Regions from separate parts of the Homo sapiens genome. Here regions 2 and 3 are each linked to region 1. Evidence: chromatin contacts called from ENCODE Hi-C or POLR2A ChIA-PET data. All regions are on one chromosome and are shown on one strand. The core of a region is the stretch at or near the end of the contact, and the rest is flanking DNA. Distances in the headings are between cores, read along the strand shown.

Region 1 (4,720 bases), core at 1,046-3,545:
ATCTTAAAGTGTGGTGGGGCAGAGCTAAGGCTTGAAAACAGGTCTTGGACCCAGCACTGTGGCCCCGGACCCATGCTTGTCAAAGAATAGGACAGAGGCATAGCACTGTAGGCAGAAGGCTGAAGCAGAATCGGGCTGCTGGGGTTCCCAGCCTTCGGCCCCCACCTCCCCCAATAGAAACCGCAAGCTGCCTGGCTGGGCAGCTACAAAAGGGGGAATGCTGTTTGCACAGGATCTGCAGAGACCTCGCAGCACGGATGGGTAGACATCACCATGCACATATGAACAGCAGAAAGCCCTCCAGGTTCAGCTTCCCTACGAGGGCCGAATCCTATAAACAAGATTACCACCCCCATTAGACCTTCTCTGAGAAGAAAGAGTGACCTCTCCAGTTGATCTGGCATCAAGCTTTTTTCATGCTTCCACAAGGGTAGCGGTCTTGACAACAAAGCAGACCGCTTCCACGTCTGTGCCCACAGTGCCCCCTTGTGGGAGTCTGCATAGTGCATCACACGTCTTTATTTCACCAAGTGAAAAGGCAGGGATGGGGCAGTCTACAGCACTGTCCTACCGGGTCTCCACAGCTGTCCCCCTCTGGAATATCCTCCCCTTCCCTAAGCTCAGTGGTTCTCAAACTTTAGCATGCATCTGAATCACCTGGAGAGCTTATCAAAACACAGGTTCTGGCTGGACGCGGTGGCTCACACCTATAATCCCAGCACTTTTGGAGGCCGAGGCCAGCGGATCACCTGACGTCAGGAGTTCAAGACCAGCCAGACCAACATGGTGAAATCCCATCTCTACTAAAAAGTACAAAAAAAAAAAAAATTAGCCAGGCGTGGTGGCAGGCACCAGTAGTCCCAGCTACTCAGGAAGCTGAGGTGGAGAATCGCACCCAGGAGGCGGAGGTTGCAGTGAAGCAAGATCACGCCACTGCACTCCAGCCTGGGCAACTCAAAAAAAAAAACAGGTTACCTGGCCCCACCCACAGCTTCTGATTCAGTAATTCTAGGGTGGAGCCCAAGAAATTGAATTTCTAGCAAGTTCCCTGGTGACACTGCTGCTGCTGTCCAGGACCACACCTGGAGAATCGCTGCCTCAGCTAATCACCTCCACCCATTTAAGGCTCAGGACCATTTCTAGCTCCTTGGCAAGATGTTCCACAAATGCCCCCAGGCTTATCATAGGATGCCATAGTTGTGTAACTTTAACCAAGTTCCTTAACCTCTTTGAGCCTCAATTTCCTCATCTATAAAATGGGGGTAATAGTACTTCCCTCCGAGTGCAGGTAAATGAGGCCAGGTGCAGTGGATCATGCCTGTAATCCCAGCACTTTGGGAGGCTGAGGCAGGTGGGTCACCTGAGGTCTGGAGTTCAAGACCAGCCTGGCCAACATGGAGAAACCCTGTCTCTACTATACAAAAATTAGCCAGGTGTGGTGGTACACACCTGTAATCCCAGCTACTATGGAGGCTGAGGCAGGAGAATCACTTGAACCCAGAAGGTGGAGGTTGCAGTGAGCTGAGATTGCGCCACTGGTGCAATCCAGAGCTCCAGCCTGGGTGACAGAGCGAGACTCATTCTCAAAAAAAAAAAAAAAAAAAGGTAAATGAGATAATTTGTGCAAGACTTAGCTCAGTACCTGGCACATGGTAAACAATAAATGTTAGCTATTCTGTGGTCATTAATTAGCAATAGTATTACTGTTCATCTGCCAGCTTCTTGAGGGCAGAGACAGTATTCCCATTAGAGACAGAATTCTCAGAGGCAGAACGGATCTTAGAGAAACTTCAGTCCAGCTTCCCAAGCCTGAGCTCACCTGGGAAGCTTCAGTCCAGTTTCCTGAAGCAGCCTCACCTGGGAAGCTATTAAAACATCAGGTGCTTGGGCGCTACCCAGATCTACTAACTCTGAAAACTGGGGCAAGAGGCTGGGCATTTGTTGTTTTTGAGACAGAGCCTCGCTCTGTCACCCAGGCTGGAGTGCAGTGGCATGGTCTCGGCTCACTGCAACCTCCGCCTCCTGGGTTCAAGCAATTCTCGTGCCTCCACCTCCTGAGTAATTGAGATTACAGGCACGCACCACCACGCCCAGCTAATTTTTGTATTTTTAGTAGAGATGTTTCACCATGTTGGCCAGGCTGGTCTCGAACTCCTGACGTCAAGTGATCCACCCGCCTCAGCCTCCCAAAGTGCCGGGATTACAGGTATAAGCCACCACACCCAGCCAGCATTTGTATTTTTAACAAGCCCCCAGCCTGGCCAACATGGTGAAACCCCATCTCTACTAAAAATACAAAAAATTACCCAAGCATGGTGGCAGGCGCCTGTAGTTCCAGCTACTCAGAAGACTGAGGCAGGAGAATCGCTTGAACTCAGGAGGCAGAGGTTGCAGTGAGCCAAAACAGTGCCACTGCACCCCAGCCTGGGTGACAAAGCAACACTCCATCTCACAAAAAGAAAAAAAGAAAGCCCCCACCTGCCAGGTTTCGGAATTACTCATCTAGCCCGGATAGCAGACAGACACAGGGAGGGAAATAGAAGCCCAGAAAAGGGAAGTCTTTTGCCCATCCATGGCCCCAGCTGATTGTAAGCTGAGTGGAGATCAGGAACTGTGACTCCTGATTCCTGATCTGGTCCCTTTTTCCGAGTTATTAATACTTGGGGCCAGGCGCGGTGCCTCACGACGGTAATCCCAGCACTTTGGGAGGCGGGGTGGGCAGATCACCTGAGGTCAGGAGTTCAAGACCAGCCTGACCAACATGGAAAAACTCCGTCTCTACTACAAAATACAAAATTAGCCAGGTATGGTGGCACATGCCTGTAATCCCAGCTACTCGGGAAGCTGAGGCAGAGAATTGCTTGAACCCAGGAGGCGGAGGTTGCAGTGAGCTGAGGTCGTGCCATTGCACTCCAGCCGGGGCAACAAGAGTGAAACTCCATCTCAAAAAAATACGATAAATACTTGGATGCCATCTCATCGACCCATAACCTTCTACATAAATTCCCTCTCCAATATGCATGATGAGCAGCCAGAGCGTTGCCAAAGTATTTCCTGTGTGGAGGAACTCGGCATGTGAAAAGAACACACAATCCACTGCAGAACATCTAATTCTCCAACGTTTTATTTTCTTTAACCAAAACACTGAACAAGTGAAATCCTTAGCTTGGCATACAAGATCCTCCCTGATTTATTCTCCGCTGACCTCTCCAGCTTCGTTTCTTACCAGGACCTCACCTGTACCCTCTCATCCAGACTGTGGGCACTGGGAGGCAGGTCTCATTTCTGCCTCCCCTCAACATCTGGCATGCGGGAAGTTCAAGGGTGAGTGGATGGGGAAGGACAGTTGGATTAATGTATGGAGGTGTGTTCACAAAGCTCTAAAACCCAGGAGAGCCTCTCTGCCAGCACAAATGAGTCAGGTGTCATACTTCTGTGCTCTAGCAGCCAACCTGAAGACTATTTTTGAAATGGAGTATCTCCCACCAGAAATGCATTGTGCAAAACTCTGCTCAAAGGCATCAGTCATGTAGGGCCTTCCATCTTGTTGATTCAAGAGAATGCCTACCTACCCACTCTGCTCCCACCTCCCCAGTGTCATCCTCTCTTCCCCTTGCAGAATGACTGGTCTCACCTTGTCCCACACTGCCTGCTCCCATCTCCCTGCTTTCTTTCCTATTTTTCATGGCCTCAAATGAGAACTTTCTCCTGTGCATCCAAATCAGATCATGTCTCTTGCCACTGCTGGTGTTACAGTAATCCTCCCTTATCCATGGGGCAAACGTTCTTAGACCCCCAGTGGATGCCTGAAACCGCAAACCCTATCTACACCAAGTTTGTTGCTATATATACATAATTAAAGTTCATAATTTAGGGAGTAAGATATTAATAATTATACTGTAGTAGGCTGCATGAACTCTTTTCCTCTGAATACGTACATGTATTCACATTCTTGATGGGAGATAAAATGCCTATGTGGAAGGGAGAGGGAGGTAAATGACGTAGGCATGGTGACGTGTTAGGCTACTATTGACCTTCTGATGACACTTCAAGAGGATCATCACTTTTGGGTGATCCCAGACCATTTAGCCATGATAATTTTCCAGACTGCAGTTGACCGACAGCAACTGAAACTAGATAGGTGGGGACTGCTGTATGTCTCCTGGAAGCCTTCCAAGACCCAGCCTCCCTGCACTGATCTTCTTGGCTCTCAATTTCTATCACGTCACAGTCATACACTATCTGCTACTTCACAGAAAGGAACAGAAGCCAGATCATGGGATCGTCATTAACTACCTCAGAGCTTTCAAGACAGAACAGCTTCTTTATCCCCAACTTGCAGAACAGGGACACAGCAGGTGGTCAGTAAATTGGGAATTTGGCTAGCCATCTAACACTTGTTCAATAAACCCATGGCAACTGGCACCCTGCTGGCAGTCATGAGTTTTATATACCATTATATGCACAGTGCAAAGTAGCTTAATACTGGAGTGCCTGAAAAAATGCAGTGTTTTGGAGTCAGATGACTGCATTCCAATCCCATCCCCACCACTTCATGGGTGAGACACTGGTAAGATGCTTAACTGCTCTACACCCTTTCCAGCGTGGGTCCAGGAAGACATGCTTCTTGGAGTTAACATGCAGATTAGGCCGGGCACGGTGGCTCACACCTGTAATCCCAGCACTTTGGGAGGCCAAGGCAGGCGGATCACAAGGTCAG
Region 2 (4,720 bases), core at 1,515-4,014, 1.2 Mb before region 1:
TGGGTACAGGCCTACCTGCTGCACACCCTCTCCTGCCCCCACCCCGATCTCTCATGTACATTTTCCCCAAGCTAATCTCCCTCAAACACCTAAGATGCCTGGCACAATCAAAGACCTTTGGTGGCTTCCAGCATTTATAAGGCAGAGTCCAAACACACACTTAAGAATGACTTACTCCTCTGGCGGACCCCACCATTCCCTCACCCCGCTTTGGCTCTGTCCTCTCGTGGAGCTGCCCCTGCCCCTAAACACTGCCTCCTCTCTACCAACCCGGACCATATTTCCCCTCCTCCCCTCACCAGGTCCAGCAGTACCCACCACGTTTGTGGACATCTCCCCAAGGAGCTCTCACGTATCAGAAGCAAGGAGTTAGCCTTCAGCCCCACCTCTTGTGCTTAGGTCTACAGTGAGTGTCCAGTGATGCTTCCTACCGACTGCTGGGGTGCACAAGAGTGAGGCCAGCAGATCCCAGCGAAGGGGCAGGGCATGAAGACCTGCCAGGGTGCCAGCCCCCAGGAGGCTGGGGATGAAGCTGCCTCTCCCACCAGAGCCGGCACTGGCTCTCTGGCACCACCCCCTCACCAAGTCACAAAATTCTAGATGTGGAACCAGGAAGAGCAGAAAAGCAAAGCGCCCACAGCTGTGCCACTGCCTCTACCCAGGGCACAGGGTGTGTGTGTGTGTATGTGTGTGTGCGTATGTGTGTTGGGGGAGGGAAATTGGGAGAAGGGCCGGGCAACAGGAAAGAGCCTCATGCCTCTGTCTGGCTTGTGTCTGTCTTAGTCACAGGAGACAGCAAATGGCAAAGGTTCTCAGTCACACCTGGCAGACTTGTACCCTAGCTGAGTGGCCAGTCCAACCCTAGCAGCCAGGGCAACTGGGGATGGAGGTGCTGAGGAGGCACCTCTGGGGATGCAAGGAGCCCAGCCCAGAGGTGAGGACTTCCCAGAGGGAGGCGGAGGGCTGCATGACCCGCAGGCAGCGGAGATCAGGGCAGCCAAGTCTTGTGCTCTGTGCCTTGCCCGGCTGAGCTCTTGGCAATGCTGGTCAAGTCTGACGGGCTCCTGCAGAGGCGACCAGCCTGGAGGGCAGGACCACACCACTGTCTGCTCATACTTGCCCCTCCCCTGCCTGGATACCCTCTGCCCTAGATTTCTCAGCCTGGCCAGCCCCTCGCTTTCTTCCTGTCTGAGATCGCTGGAGGGGCCTCCCCCGCCCTCCTCGTATAAAAAAGCAGCTCCTACCCGACACTGCCTGCCCCCTCACCCTGGCACTGGAATTTTTTTCATAGCACTCCACCACTGTCCTAATTATATATTTTTTTGATTATTGTCTGTCTGCCTCTAGAACAGCTCTGTGACGGCAGAGACTTTTGTGCTTAGGACCCTGGTGCAAGTTTCCTCACTCAATCTCCTCATCTGTAAAATGGGCATCAGATGATACCTCCCCACTCTACTCTGTGTTTTCCAACTGTGGGTTACAGAATCTGAGCAGGTGATGACATCCAACCAGCAGGGGAGAAAAAAGCATCAACTAGAAAGTGATGGAGTGTGAGCACACAATAAAGATGAAGATTAGTCCTTGAGCTTCTGTCTTGGTTTTATACACAAATACATGTGCACCTTGGGTCAAGGTGTCGTATGTGTATTTATCGTGGATCTTGGTCAAATAGGTTTGAACACAGGTTCAGCAGCCTAAATCTGATGTGGCTCAAAGAGGAGAATGCAGTCAAAGGGCTTTCCCAACTGAGCGCTGCTCGTGATTTCTGGGGAAACTGCAGGACTCGCATTTGGAGTAGAGGAGCTGTACTCAGGGCACTCAGTTGGCCAGGCACAATGATGGGTAGTGGCTTGTTGAAGATCCAGATGCTTGGGCCAAAGGTGACAGATAGCGACAGACTCTGCTCTCCAGGTGGCGGATTGGAGACTGGGAGCCCAGAGGGAGTGGGCAGTGCAGAGAAACACAGGAAAGTAGCCATGAGCCTGCTCCTCAGGAAGGCTGGGCTGGAACAGCCTCTGTCTCCCAGGGAGGTCACTGGGGACCCGGCACACCACCTGGTTCCAGACTGGCACACCAGAGTCTCACAGGGAGGCTCTACAGGTCACGCTTTTACAAAACAAAGAGGAGATCCCCTGGACACCTGCTGTCCTCAAGGCCCATGTCCTAGGTGTGCTGGATGACCAGAGGGGGTCCCCTACATCTGAACAAAACCCAAGCCTGAGTGGCTTCTCGCCCCAGAACTTCTGCCCCACAAGTTCCCACCAACCCTCCAGGCTGATGGCCTTGAGACGGAAGTTCCTATCCTTTGAGAACATGCCTGGCCAGGCTCAGGAAATGAACCCCCATGGGAGGCCCCAGGGGCCGGCAGGGCCCTGCCTGTGGCCAGGGAGTGGGCAACTGCTGCCTCATCACCTCAGCCCAGGACGCTACACAGGCCCACGAACAAGCTCCCAACTGCCCTGCAGCTCCGTGGGTGAGCCTTGTGGGCGGAAACCAGCTCCTTCCTGTTTTGTCCCCTCTGCCCCAAACTTGGTGAGAAGCAAAGCTAACCAACGTTCCCAAACTGGCCATCCCACTGCCTGGCTGGAAGGTTTGCCGCCCCAGAGCAAAGATGCACGCAGGCATATGGAGGACACATCCGTGCACACACGCGAGGCCCTGCTGGCATGCTGCCCGTGCACTGGGGAAGAGACAGGCACAGCGTGTGGGGCAGTCTCAGGACTAGCTTGCCTCCACACGCACCTGCTGCAGAAGCAGAAGTGGCAGCCGCACCGACAGGACCGTGACTCATCTCATTCTGGGGGAGACGGGCTCCTGCTGTCGCAGAGAAGGCTCTCGCCCCCGCAGGCCCCCACAGCAGCCCTGCTGATGTGACGCCACTGCCTAGACTCAAGATACCACCACCGGGGGAATGCCTGGTCCCTGTTCCCAAGGATGAAGGACCAAGCAGACCCCTGGGCTGCTACCAGAAAGGCATGGCCTGGCTGGGATGGGAGGAGGGTCTGGAGGGTGCCTGAGAGCCCTTCTTCTCTCCGACGAGCACAGTTTAACCTGCAGACTTGCTTCACCTGGTCACAGGTGCTTGGCATTTTTTAATAATTCTGTCCCACTCTGTACAACCCTAATCCAGCATGGCCTGCCCAGTATCACACCATAAGCTGCTCCCAGCCACAGTCCTGTCCAGCCAAAACGGCCCCAACAATCCTGCTCCACCCACAGAAGCACCAAGGCCAGAAGCCATCTGCAATGTCAGCAGCAACGGTTCCATTTGCCAACTGCTCCCTAATACAGGGGCCTCTGTGCCTCTTCTCAGGCTGGCAAGTTCCATCCCACCTTGAAAATGCCATTCATCCTTTCCAGGCTCTTCCAAAGGCCACCTCCTCCGGGAAGCCCTTGCAGAAGGTACTGAACTCCACTGGCTCTTCGCATTCCTGGCAAGAGTGAGAACCCTCTGCCTTCTCCCTTCTGCCTCAGGAGCTGTCACTGATTTCTTGGGCTCCCTGAGCCAAGCATGATGTCTTCACACACCAATAGGGCTCAGGAAACCTTTGCTAAACAAAAAAATGTGCCAGGGAGAAACCACCTCTCTGCACTCACCCTTGGAGTGATGCTGAAAATGAATATGTCCATTTCGTTAAGCCTGATGACCGACCACCTACACAGTGTGTCTGTGGCCACATGGCCACTGGGGCCCAGAAAGTGAGAGAAGGACACAGAGGGAAGCGATGAAACCACTGCTCACTCTCTGTATGCCTCAGCAACCTCATCTATGAAATGGGGCTGATTCAGCCCCTCCCTTCGAAGGCTGCCGTGAGGGTTAAGTGTAAGTGCCTAACATGTATGAGGCCCAGAGTCCCGCACACCTTGGACACCCTGAAACTGCTGGCTGCCGCTGTTACTGTTGTTCTGATTTACTGAGTGACTTCTAGATGCAAGGAATTTTGTGAAGTGGCCTTCACCTAAGAACTCATTCAGTGCCCCATTAAGTGGGCCCAACAGATGCCCATCTTAGAAGCTGGGGCTCACAGAGGTAGCAGAGCCAATCAAGGGCAAGGCTGCCGGGTCACCAGACCGTATCAGGCTCACCACTGTCTTAGGAACTTAGGATCCAGCAAGGCAACGCTCCCCTCTCCAGAGATGGCCACGAGGCAAGGGAGCACACTGCAGAGGCCACCTAGAAGCCACAAGAATTCCAAGAAGGGCTGCATCTTCCTGGGGGTTCTTGGGGAAGTCGCCTAGCACGAAGGGACAGGGGAAATGTAAAGATGGGCCTCAAAGCCCAGCTGCAGAGAAAACCCAAATAGTCTTCCAGGAAAGAATTTCTTTATACACTAAATCGTCTGCTTTAGCTTGTACTGGCCGTGTTGGCAAAGATTCAGGGACCCCTTTTTGAGGTTAATATTCAGCCGACAGAGGGAGGCCCAGCAGGAGAGAGGTTCCCTATGTGGGCTCTGGAGTTACAGTCTTCCGGGTCAAACCCTGGCTCTGCCACTGAAGCTTTCTGTGGCCTTGGACATGTTACTTTCAGTCAGCCTCAACTTTCTCATCTGTAAAGTGGGACTAACACTTTCCTAAGAAACATGAGAAAAAAGTAAAGTTTAGCACAGAACCTGGTAGAAAGACCCTGCTCAACTGTACTTACACCTTTCTCTCCAGTCCTCCAACCAGCCATACACAGCTACCCCTGTTTACTTCAGGATACAATGAAAGTGGCCTAGGA
Region 3 (4,720 bases), core at 2,221-4,720, 1.0 Mb before region 1:
CACACTCGCCTCCGCACTCCCAGTTGCCTGTACTTCTACGATGGCCTTTTTGCCAGTCTTGCTGTCCTCAGGCTCAAGGTCCTCAGTGCAGTTTTCTGTGGCCCACCTAATCACACCACTCCCCTGTTCAGAAACTTGGTGGCTCCCAAAGACCCCTTTCTTGCCGGAGACTTTTGCTTTGGGTTCCTTTGCACGCGCTGGAAGGTGAAAATAATCCAGACCTCTTAGACCTAGTTTCAGTGCTTGAATTGCTTTGCATGGTGGGATGTGGGTGAAGCTGCCTTGCCTCTCCTAGTCTCAGTTTATTGGTTCAAATAATGGGAACTCCAAGACCTTCCGTAGGGTCAGTGAGAAAATGGAGTACAGGGGGTCTGTAACTCAGGCGGCATGTACGTGTGTGGGTGAAATCGTGCCACGTGACCCTGTGTTGCAGGAGGCTGAAGATGCTTAGCAAATATGTGGGGAGAAGGCAGGGCAGGTCCAGCGCTGGCCCCAGCAGAGGCCACAGACCAGCTGAGCAGCCACTGTGACAGGGACAGTTTTATTCTGAGCACCCCTACTCCCATTTTCTGTAGCCCCTCCCCTCCTCCCAATGCAAGAGTGGAGCTGACTTTCACTGCGCTCAGTGAATTTGCCTCTCACCTTCTGGGGGGTTTTGCAGTTTCCAGAAGAGGGGCACAAATATGTTCACTGGGCTTCCAGGAAGTGCCTCACCCTCTGAGCTCACCATGTCTCCAGACTGCCCAAGGCATGTTTTATTACCCTTGAGATATGGTGAAATACATATTTGTTTCCCCCTCCTCCCATCCCATTTCCTGGCATAGGACTCCTAAAATCCTTGGACTCTCCAAAGTGATAAGTTTCTTTTTGTATGCTAATGAGTTGATTGCTGGCTGGCTGCTCCTAGGACACTTCAGGATGTGGGCTGGTCACCAGAAAGACCAAGGATTAGAGGGTTGGGGCTTCCAGCCCCACCTCCCCCATCTGGGGGTGGGTGGGGAGAAGGGCTGAAGGTTGAGTTGATCACCAATGGCCAATGTTTTAATCAATCATGACTACATAATGACATCGCCATAAAAACGCAACAAATCTGGGTTCCGGGAGCCTCCAGACAGCTGAACGTTTGGAGGCACTTGGAAGGTGGCACTCCAAGAGAGGGCATGGGAGCACCCCTTCCGGACCTCGCCCTGTGCCTCTCTTCATCTGGATGTTTATTTGTATCCTTTAAAATATCTTTTGTTATAAACCAGTAAACATTTTTCCAAGAGTTCTGTGAGCCGCTCGGGCAAATTAATCAGACCCAAGCAGGGGGTTGTGGGAACCCCGATTCATAGACGAACGGTCAGAAGCACAGGCAGAATAACCTGGGGTTTGCGGTGGGCATCAGAAGTGGGGCTCAGAGTTAGGGGACTGAATCCTCACCCTGTGGGATCTGATGCTATCTCCAGGTGGATGGTGTTTGAAGTGAATTGAATTAGGGGACACCCAGCTGGCATCTGCTGCAGAACTGATGACTCGCTTGCTGGTGGGCAGAAATCTCCATAATCTTTCTTTAGCAGATGAGGTCACTGAGGCTCAGAGAGGGTAAGTGACTTGTTTAGGGCTGTCTAGCTAGGATGTGGAGGCTTGGGGACAAGGCCTCTTGGGCACATACAACTAGGATGGGCAGGTGACTCCCTGCCACCAGGGGAGTTGGTGAAATGCTTCGCAGGGCTGAGGTTGAGCAAGTGGGCAGTGCCTGGAGAAGCCAATCTGCATCCTTGGTGTGGGTAGGCCTTGAGGGTATTTGAAGCAGGCCCTCTGCCTGGGGCGGTCTGCCCCTGCTGGCTGGGCTGCACAGAGAGTCAGGGAGGCATGGGAGCATAGCCATCCACTTTCAGAGCCCCATCTTGGGGGCTTTTAGTTTCTGGGAAAAGTCTATCTTTTTTTGTTTTTTTGAGACGGAATCTGGAGTCTGCCTCTGTCGCCCAGGCTGGAGTGCAGTGGTGAGATCTTGGCTCACTGCAACCTCTGCCTCCTGGGTTCAAGCAATTCTCCTGCCTCAGCCTCCTGAGTAGCTGGGATTACAGGCGTCCGCCACCATGCCCAGCTAATTTTCTTGTGTTTTTAGTAGAGACAGAGTTTCACCATGTTGGCCAGGCTGGTCTCGAACTCCTGACCTCATGATCTGCTTGCCTGGCCTCCCAAAGTGCTGGGATTACAGGCGTGAGCCACTGCGCCGAGCCAGCAAAGTCTATCTTTATTTGCGGGAGGGGGGGGGCGGAAACTTGTTTGTTGGGTTTTTCTTTTTTATGTGTTTGTTTTTGGTGCAAATTGTTTGGCAGTGGACACGGCCAGAGGAATTCAGAGAGTGGAGACAGTGGATTTAGAAATTCAACTGAGAGGCCCTGGAAGTCCATTTGGGGCCTGCCATCTAGCTGATGCTCAGCACAGGGCTTGGCGTCGCGTGCCCTACCACCTGGCCTCCCAGGCTTTGCCCAATCTGTGGCTTCCCCTGGAATGTAGTTCTCTGCTCTTCTCTGCTGATCAGACCCCTCCCCTCAGGTCCAGGCCCTTGGGACCACTCTCTCCAAGTCTCCTCCCCTGCCCCAGCGCCTCTATCTGTTCCCACTCTGGTCCCAATTTGTAATACCTGCTCATGCAGCCTGCCTGTCCCAGAAGCAGCCTGGGTTCACCAGGACAGGTGTCTGTCCTGTCCCACCAGTCAGGCTCAAAGTCTGTCCAGGAAGGCAAGTCCGACCCTCAGTCCTGGAGGGGGCCATGCAGTGAGCTGGCAAAGACCTGTACAGGCTCATCCAGGAAGTCTCGGCCCAGAGGCTGAAGGGTGGCCAACCAGCACAGTTTGCCCAGGAACGAGGTAGGGGAGGGGCGGGGGGCGGTTTCCTGGGATGCGGGACTTTCAGTGCTAAGCTGGAATGCCCTGTTCACCCTAGCTGAAGCCACTTGCTCAGAGCCGCACAGCAAGCCCACCACCCTGAACCTCCAGATTACCAACTCAGCATTGTGTCCTGACAGTGTCATCATAGATGGTCAACACCGTCACCTGGGCAGCACTGAAGCCCAGAGCGGGAGAGACTGGCTCAAGACCATGGGTAAGTCAGCAGCAAAGCTGGGGAAAGGAAACCACCAACCTGAGAGCCCCTGGCTGGTTCCCAAATCCAGGCCCTTACTTCTCTTCCCCACCATCCAGGGTGGGGGGCAGACACCCAGTGAAATGGCCTGCCCCAAAGGAGGGGAGCCTTGCCGAGCCACCCCAGGCCACCTCAGACCCACACCCCCAGCTCAGCGGTTGGAGGGGCTGAGGAGGGGCTGAGCCGCCACCCCCTCCCCACCCCAGTGCCAGGGCCCCAGCCTTGCAGCGCTTGTCCCCAGCCCAGATGAGCAGGGCGCCCTTATCAGATCTCCGTTTCTGTTTCTCTCCTCTGGCTGCTTCTGCCTGGCCCTGCCCCCAACCCCGGTGGCCTTTTCCTCTCTGAAGTGATGTTCCTTTTCCTGTCACCAACACACACAGCACACAGAGAAGTTTGTTTCTGTTGCTTTAAAAAAGTTTCCTTCTGGGGAGGAGGGCAAGGGGTTGTTTACTGGGCCTGCAAAGCCTCACCGTGGGTGTGGGCATGGGTGTGGCATGGGTGTGGGTGGCAACTGGGTCCCTGCTGGATTTGGGGTTGGTGGAGGCTGCACCCACGACCCTGGGCCTCTGGATCCTGTGCAAAAGCCAGGAACGTGGAAGGAAAACCTCCTGTGCACCCTGCTCAGGGCTGGGCTGGTTCACCCACCGTCCAGCCACACTCCTGCAGAAACCTGGGAGGTCAGGGGTTTTGTTTTCCATTTTCCACAGGAGACAGCTGAGGCTCGGCCAAGGTTGCCAGGGTCCAAGCCTATGGATTTGTGGTCTGGGCTCTGCCAGTGGCATGGCACTGTCTTCAAAGCTCCCACCCTACCATTTTTCTTACCCACACAGGGCAGGCTCGACCCAGCTAAGGAACACAGCTTCCTGAAGCATCTGTCCTGGGCCGTTGGCCCTTCTGTGGACAGGGCTTGAGCTCTGTAGGCTGGATTTGAATTTCAAGTCCTCCTGCTGTGTGACCTTGAACAAGTTACTTAGCCTCTCTGAGCATCAAATGGCTTAACTATCAAATAAGAAGCACAGAGAAGTCCCCAAGAGCCAGTAGACTCTGGAGGCTGTGAGACCGGGGACTGGGGCTCCTGCATCCTTAATGAAGGTTTCAGTCTTGAGTCGCGTCTGGGAGACCTGCTGAAGCAATGGGGAGCTACTGTAGGTGGGTAAACAAGGGAGAGTGTGATGGAGGCCATGTTCTAAAAGGATTCTATAGGCAGCAGAAGGGAGGAGGGCTCAGGGGAGAGGTGGAGGAGCTGCAGGGGAGAGGTGGAGGCTGGGAGGCCAACAAAGGAGGCTTTGACTTCCTTTTCAGAAAAATAAGGCCACCCACCTCCCACCAGGAGCAAGAGTCATGGAGGGAGACTGTCTCAGCTGGCCTGGCCTGGCTCCTGCCCAGGACAGAGATCCCGGCCCCTGGACTCCTCCAGCAGCCCAGTGTAGGGGAGGAGTGCCTTCCTCCCCATGCCCAGGGTAGCCCCTTGTCTGAGAGTGGTGGTTGTGGCAGGCCCTGCTGAGAACTGCAGTTTCATTTCCCACTGACCTCCACCCACTGGACTCTCCCAGGCTCTTGTTTCAAGCTGCCTAGTGCTAACCCCAGCC

Evidence for each region. A loop is a pair of places that touch in the nucleus more often than their neighbours do. ChIA-PET counts read pairs that join two places held with the same protein, here RNA polymerase II (POLR2A). Pooled maps may share reads with other maps.
Region 2: a map of naive thymus-derived CD4-positive, alpha-beta T cell shows a loop between it and region 1 (6-fold over the local background). The contact joins two enhancer-like sites. A Hi-C loop is called at or near these places in 3 of 168 maps with a recorded cell type or tissue (B cell and naive thymus-derived CD4-positive, alpha-beta T cell), 3 of 37 single-sample maps with no recorded cell type and 9 of 50 pooled maps. POLR2A ChIA-PET finds 5 or more read pairs at or near these places in 1 of 52 experiments (naive thymus-derived CD4-positive, alpha-beta T cell).
Region 3: a loop to region 1 is called in a map of heart right ventricle, with 7 times the contacts of the local background. The contact joins two enhancer-like sites. A Hi-C loop is called at or near these places in 4 of 168 maps with a recorded cell type or tissue (Caco-2, astrocyte of the cerebellum, heart left ventricle and 1 more) and 6 of 50 pooled maps. POLR2A ChIA-PET finds 5 or more read pairs at or near these places in 2 of 52 experiments (HEK293T and WTC11).

What each region holds. Positions count from the first base shown.
Region 1 is chr10:78,043,231-78,047,950 of GRCh38, reverse strand. It overlaps a transcript of RPS24 not described here. Among named protein-coding and RNA genes, the nearest start is that of RPS24, 12 kb to the right of the region's middle. RefSeq lists an enhancer at 322-381. Within about 2 kb of position 2,295, at least 2 of the 41 ENCODE cell types and tissues checked have a DNase peak (open chromatin) inside an H3K27ac peak, as active enhancers do.
Region 2 is chr10:79,284,500-79,289,219 of GRCh38, reverse strand. The region is part of intron 8 of ZMIZ1 (zinc finger MIZ-type containing 1); the gene reads right to left. Among named protein-coding and RNA genes, the nearest start is that of PPIF, 61 kb to the left of the region's middle. RefSeq lists enhancers at 1,948-2,598, 2,433-3,052, 2,599-3,249, 3,463-3,652, 4,103-4,222 and cis regulatory regions at 2,377-2,877, 2,386-2,886, 2,402-2,902, 2,500-3,000, 3,488-3,988. Within about 2 kb of position 2,764, at least 23 of the 41 ENCODE cell types and tissues checked have a DNase peak (open chromatin) inside an H3K27ac peak, as active enhancers do.
Region 3 is chr10:79,047,146-79,051,865 of GRCh38, reverse strand. ZMIZ1-AS1 (ZMIZ1 antisense RNA 1) reads left to right here. Exons shown (of 10, transcript NR_024431.2): 5 at 2,934-3,092. Among named protein-coding and RNA genes, the nearest start is that of ZMIZ1-AS1, 18 kb to the left of the region's middle. RefSeq lists enhancers at 2,322-3,004, 3,440-3,499, 3,612-4,720. Within about 2 kb of position 3,470, at least 12 of the 41 ENCODE cell types and tissues checked have a DNase peak (open chromatin) inside an H3K27ac peak, as active enhancers do.